2 separate regions of the Homo sapiens genome follow, and region 1 is linked to region 2. The links are chromatin contacts, found by Hi-C or POLR2A ChIA-PET in ENCODE. All regions are on one chromosome and are shown on one strand. The core of a region is the stretch at or near the end of the contact, and the rest is flanking DNA. Distances in the headings are between cores, read along the strand shown.

Region 1 (3,340 bases), core at 527-3,026, 2.0 Mb before region 2:
CTCTACTAAAAATAAAAAAATTATCTGGGTGTGGTGGCACACGGCTGTAGTACCAGCTACTCAGGAGGCTGAGGCACGAGAATCGCTTGAACCCTGGGGGAGGAGGCTGCAGTAAGCTGAGATCGTTCCACTGCACTGCAGCCTGGGTGACAAGAGTGAGACTCCATCTCAAAAAAAAAAAAAGATATTGGAAGGCAGAAAGTTTATAGTGCAGAGAAGTGGCCCCTGTGTTCCCCACTCCCAAAGTGAACCTTTTTAAACATGTGTCTATATCGAGTCGTAAAACAATATTTGGGATTCCCCCCCCCCAAAAAAACCTACTGTTTTACAAGTTTAAAACCACTGGTTTAGTAAATATCTATATTTTGCAAATAAGGGCACTGAAGCCCAGAAGTTAAATGACCTGCTCAAGATTCCACAGCCAAGTAGAAAGCCCCCAGACGACTGGACAAATCCATTTTAGGCTGAAGACTAACAAATCTCCCCTCTACCTGCCCTAGGAAAACTCAGAGCCAGTTAGCAGGAAACCAGACAAAAGTTCTAGCCTACTTTTCCTCTGGCCAAGTCCTTTCTAGCTGTTTCCTTGGGAACCCCAGGATACCCACTCTTTTTTTTAGCCGATTGCAAGAGACTGTCAAAATCTTCCTTGGAGCCAAAATTGGGGTCGATCTGCAGCAAGTCAGTCTGAGCGACATCATCCTTCTGGTTCTTGTGAATTGGACCCAGCACAAGGCCCTTCACCTTCAGAGAGCTCAGGTAATCGAGACGCCCCTTCAGACCTGAAATGGGGGCTGGGTTAACAAGTGAGGCCCCTCTGAGAGGCCCCTGACCTCCCCACCCTCCCTTCTCCCAGCGCCTAAGGGTGGGACGGGGAGGGGGCAAAGGGGGAGAGAGGGAGGCAAGGCTGAATCACGAGACTCAGAGGAGCTGATGTAAGGAGTCCTGCACATTACTTCAGAAACCGGTTGCAACTGGCTTCTGGCGCCGCGGGGAAGGAGGACGCTGAGTCACCCACCCTCGTGACGGAGTGAGGGGCGGGTCGGCTTTCTTCAAAGAAAGGAGGGAAGGACAATGTGCCGGGGAGGGGGTGGGGGAAGGGGGAACAGTCGTCGGTACGGGATGGAGGGAAGAACCATCTAGATCCGTCTGGGGACAGGGGAGGGGGTCGGTGCAAGCCACCAGATTCAACCGGAGGTACCCGGGACGGGGGCGCGCTGCACTCACCCGCCAGGTTGCCCGCGCCGTGGCCCTGGAAGGCCTGAAGGTCGCCGATGCGGTAGAGGGCGCCCGTGTGCCACCACTTCTGCGCCGGTAGCTCGCGACAACGCGGCGCTCGCACGATTATGACCACGGCACCAGCAAGCATGCCGAGCCAGCCGAGCCAGAAGAGCAGCAGCAGTGCCCAGCGGGTGCGTACCCAGCCGGGGCTGCCTGCCACCTTCAGCAGCTCCTCCTTGGACAGGCCCGTGAACTTAGCCGCGGCTGCCGCCTCCGCCTCGTCTTCCGCCACCTTGATCTTCACCAGACCATTCTTCTCGGCTCCCGCCAGGGACATGGCCGCCCCAGACGCCGCGTTCATCGGCTGCTTCTCGGGCTCTAACTCATTCAGCTCCACCTCCTTCATATCCACCTCGGTGTCCTGGCTCATGGTGCCTGCAGAACCGGCGACACGACGCAGCTTGCGGTCAGATGGTGGCTCAACCCCTACCTGGACCCTCGGACCCAGAACGCTCTCCCCGGCCTCTGTGCCTCCGCGCAGTTTCGGCTACTGCATCTGCTCAGCAGCAGGCGCGGCCTCTGGGAAGGGGCAGCGGAGCCCCGCCCCGGCCCGCCCCTTAAGGTGGAACCTCGGGGACTGCCCCAGCCGTGGGCGGCTCAGGGTAGTAAAGTCAGGAACACGCCTCCGACAGTACTTCCTGCATGGTCCAATTTCTCATCTCCAACCTGTCTAACCCTAAAGTTCTTTTCAACCTGATTCTGGGAAGGCCTGGCACGGAGCCACCTTTAAGTGGACTAGGCCTGTGATCCTGCCCCAAATCCCGAGGCCCCTCCAGTGTCCTTTAGGCCTTACCGCCCCCAAACGCCCCTCTTCTTCCATTCCGGCAGGCTAGTGACTACCCCAACACCATCCTCCATTTGCCCCTGGTTCACGGCTCCGGCCGCCGTCTGGTTTTCCCAACTTTGCATGGCTACTTGCACTCTCAGAGGCAGCCAGTCACAACTTCTGCCTTTTCCCCCACCAAGGCTTGCCCTCTCAGGCCTCTGGGACTTGGCGCTAGACCTCTGCTAGACCTCTGCTTCCGTGCACGGCTTACTCCCACTCGTTTTTCAAGACTCATCTTGAATTCATTTCAAGAAATTCCTCATGCAGCAACTATTTATTGTGTACTCACTACAATACTTTGCTTTGTTAACTTTATTGAATTTAACACTAATCCAGCCTTCTTCACAGTACTTTAAAATGAATGGTTTGGGCAGGAAGGTTGAGGTAGACACCCCCCTTCTTATCCTACCCCACCCCCAGCTGCTAGCACCTGGATGTTTGGCAGCTAGGAATCAGACATCCAGAAGAGACTGATAGGGCTGTAATGAACATAACAGAGCTAGGTCTCAGAGGCATCCACCTTTTTTGTGGAATAGACCAGAAGATGCCATGGCCAGACTCTTACCCACCTTGCAGGAACTCCCACAGTTATCCCCAAACTCCCCCAAGGTCCTGTCTCCCTATCACTTCACTATGTTAGGCCTTGGAGGCAGCTGGTACTGCAGAGGCTTTGAAGAAGCCTAGAATTCCCTCCACAGGGTCCTTGGATTGAAGTGGGGCAGAGACAGGGTTCACAGCAGGGAACTACCGGACATCAACACCGTGGGGTGCCAACACTCTCAGGAACTCCTTGTTCCTAAACAGTGCCAGTTGGGCTACTTTCAGAGAGGAGCTGGAGGAAATCGGTTCTTTCTCCCTTTCCCACCTAGGCTGGAAGCCAAGATTGCTGTGTATTTGGAAGAAAGCAAAAGCCAAGATCTGAAGTAATAGCATAGAGAAAAGGGTCACCCTCTGCTAGTCCCCTCTGCAACCCCAGGCATCCAACCCCATCCCCACCCTAGGAACAAGGGGTGCACGGGGCAGCCCCTGGGAGAAGGCAAGCAAGTGGGTTCAGACCAGTGCTCAAAGATAATAAGAGATCCAAGGTGCCCTGCATGTGCCAGATAAGAAGTGCCAACCAGAGGTTCTGAATGGACTATATCTCGAGCACAAAAGCTCAAGGCTGGGCGCAGTGTGACTCATGCCTGTCACCTAGCCCTTTAGGAGGCCAAGGAGGGAGGATTCCTTGAGGCCAGG
Region 2 (3,125 bases), core at 370-2,869:
AATTGGAACTGAATCCCACACCTCTCCTTCATGGCAGCCTACACTCTTCCTTCTTCAGATGAGCTACTTCGTTCCTTCATTAAATAAGCATTCATTGGGCATTTACTATGCCCTTGGCACAGAAAGACAAGAAAGATCTCGTGCCTGCCCCTTAAGAAGGTCGCAATCCAATTCAAGGTGGATCTACAGGGATTGGGTAAAGGGGTTTTTTGCACACAGGCTTCGGAATCAGATCTGTGCTCAGGTCCTGTGCCTACCACTCATTTAGCCTTGGTTTCCTCACACAAAAAACAGGAATAATAACACCGCCTGCTTCACAGGGCTGACGTGCAGATTAAGCGTGATGACACATGCTGTTCCATGTTTGAAAGGCTGTTGACTGGTAAATCCTTATTAAGGCTGTTGACTGGTAAATCCTTATATAATCAGTGCTCAGTAATACTTTTTATCTTAAAGGCAAATAACTGTAATAGACTATATTGGATGAAGACCTCACTGCTTTGATCAAGTAATGGCTGGTTTACTTGCTTCTGCTTCTCTCACTAGAGAGGGCAGACAACGGTAAATGTCTGTTGAACGAATACAGACCTGAGGTGCTACAGGAGAGGCCCATAGGGACCCTGAGGAGGAAAGGCATCAGAGAAATTGATCTTTGAGGGCCTGGCCCCACCCTCTCCGGGATCCCAGGGCATTTTACCACATTCTGATTGTAATTACCTGTTTGCTAACATCCCCACTAACGTGAGCTCTCTCTAACCCTGGGGCTATTCTCCAGGCTGCAGCAGGGCAAAGGCGGGGTCCCAACACCATAGAGAACGCCACCCCTGTCCATGCTGTCCCCCACTTCACCTTTTCTTGGAGCGGTCCTTCCACACTCGCCCCGATTTGGGCTTCCCCTTCGGGATTACAGGAAGCTCCTCTTTATTCAACTTCTTGGACGCTGGGGCCTGGGATGAAGAACCTTTTCGCTTCTTTGCCCCGAAGCCGCCTGTCACCGTCTCCCCAGCTGGAGGTGGCTTGCTCGGCTCATGCTGACCCCGGGGGGAGCCAGGTGCCCTGGGTGTCAGCTCCAGTAGTGGCTGAGAGGGCTCCGGACCGGGAGCTTGCTGACCGGGGTAAGGCTCTGGTGATCCTGGGACCGGCGGTAGCTGATGCTGGGGGGCCCCCGGGGTCAGCTCCTCCTTATTCTGGGCCAACTCCGAGGCCAGTACTCCCTGGTCCTGAGAACACTTTGGTGCCTCCTCACTTGGCTTCGGCTGACATCGTGGGGATTCAGGACTGTACTCTGGCTGTCTTTGAGGCGACTCCAGGTGTAGGTCTTGCTGACGCTGGGGGGACGCTGCGCCTGGCTCTGGCTGCCCTTGGGGTGACTCCAAGCCTGCACCCTGCTGCAGACGGGGTGATCCTGGGCTTGTCTTCGGCGGCCTTTCGGGGGACCCCAGGCCAGCCCGCTGCACACTCGGAGGAGACCCGGGCTCCCTCGTTTCTTCTGGGTTCGACTCGAACTCCACAAGGGCCCGTCTCGTCCGCGAAACTGAGGTGAGGCTCTCGGGGGATTCGGGCCTTAGGCCTCCCAGCCGTCGGCTGCGCCTTAACGGTGTATCCATGGCTCAGCCGGTAAGTTTCCACACCCCTGCGCACGTGCAGCCCCCGCCGAAACCGGCGCCTTCCTATGACGTCAGGAGTCGCCGCGTCCGTGACGCACAGGAGGGGGGCTGTTGCTGAGGCGGCCATGTTGGTGAGGGGTGGAGAGGCGGGACCGGGGTTGGGGAGAGTGGGGCTCAGCATGCGCATGCGCAATTCGCGCGAGCGCAGTCAACATGTGATTGATGAGCCAGTCTTTTTCCTGGGATTCGCTTTTGCCTTTCTTGCAAAGTTTCCTGGGGAAAGAAGAGCGAGCAAGTAGAAAAGGGAAAGTGGGAGGACCCATTTCAGGGAGAGAACAGAGTCGAAAAAAGGTCCGAGGAGCCCATAGGCAAGGCCCAGTGGATGTTTTGCAGCCAACTCCGGTGCAGTTGGGCAGAGTCCTGCCCTCCTTGGGCCTGTTTTCTCATTTGTAATAGGGGTCATTTTGCACTAGCTTCGTGCATCCCAAATGATCCTGTCAGAGTCCTCCTCCCACCTACCTGAGGGACTGCTACCTGGGGGTCCTGGAGGTGGAAGATCGGTCTTTTCTGTGTTAATTGTTCACACTCTTGATTCTTCCGTCCTGTGCTTCCGTATATAATCCATAGCTCTCCCTCCCTTTTCAGCGTTTTCAACGTTTGTGAGGGAAGTTGAGGTACCAATAAGATGCACCACCTTTGTCCTGTGGCTCACCTGGGCCCTCGACCAGCTGCATATCCTCCCACGTCCCTCTTCTTCTACCCCAGTTCTAGAAACGGGTTGGATCATCTCCGATCTTCCTTTCAGCCCAGACAGTGGTTTTTGCTCGTGTGTGAACCTGCTTCGCCTCCCCTCCCTTCCCTTGCTATTCACCTGTAAATGTACTTTGCTTACTAAGCACTTTGGGACCTCACCAGTGAGCAGGTGTTGACTTCTGGACCTCCCAAGGCCTAGAGAAGACTCTCGGGATGTGGGGTTGGGGAATGTGGGGCTGTGGAGACTTTCGTGTGAGACCTAGGAGTGGGGCTTTGATTTACTTACAGCATGCTTCTTAGGAAGAACATCTTGGAAGTGGCCCAGTTGTGTAATTCTTGGAACTGCCTGGGGTTGGCCATTAAAGGTCCCAGGGCCCCGTCTGACATTCCAGTGGTTTCTTTTAGAAACCATTGTTTCTCCAGCTGCGGGCTTGTGAGAGGGCCTGGGAAATTGTCCAAGAATATCAGGGATCAGAGTGTCCTCATCTTCCTCATGTTCCTGAGTCAAGGAGACCCCTGCAGGGGGGCTTTGCCTGCCTCACTGCTCCTCTCCGGCCATGCAGCTGTCCACAGCAGAAGCAGCCGGGACACCTCCTTGCCCAGCTCTTCCACCCCCCAACTGTCAGAGGAGTGAGTTCCATTCAGTTCCTTAAATGCCCTGCCCCTGCCTGGAGACCCCAATGATCTGACACTCAGAACCAAGCCCGGCAGGTGTTGCCAGAGTGCTGGAGGAGACTGTATGCCCCTCTGCCCTGCTCCAGTCCC

Evidence for each region. A loop is a pair of places that touch in the nucleus more often than their neighbours do. ChIA-PET counts read pairs that join two places held with the same protein, here RNA polymerase II (POLR2A). Pooled maps may share reads with other maps.
Region 1: a map of aorta shows a loop between it and region 2 (7-fold over the local background). The contact joins the promoter of SLC3A2 here to the promoter of CCDC86 in region 2. A Hi-C loop is called at or near these places in 1 of 168 maps with a recorded cell type or tissue (aorta) and 7 of 50 pooled maps. POLR2A ChIA-PET finds 5 or more read pairs at or near these places in 2 of 52 experiments (H1 and activated T-cell).

Annotation. Positions count from the first base shown.
Region 1 is chr11:62,879,332-62,882,671 of GRCh38, reverse strand. SLC3A2 (solute carrier family 3 member 2) reads right to left here and starts at 1,776. Exons shown (of 9, transcript NM_001013251.3): 1 at 1,225-1,776; 2 at 606-779. The coding sequence starts at 1,648. RefSeq lists enhancers at 785-1,064, 301-1,500, 1,485-1,754, 1,144-2,035, 2,405-2,454.
Region 2 is chr11:60,840,607-60,843,731 of GRCh38, reverse strand. It overlaps CCDC86 (coiled-coil domain containing 86), which reads right to left and starts at 1,619. Exons shown (of 4, transcript NM_024098.4): 1 at 850-1,619. The coding sequence starts at 1,607. It overlaps CCDC86-AS1 (CCDC86 antisense RNA 1), which reads left to right. Exons shown (of 2, transcript NR_182293.1): 2 at 1,752-1,926. RefSeq lists enhancers at 1,194-1,423, 1,330-2,529.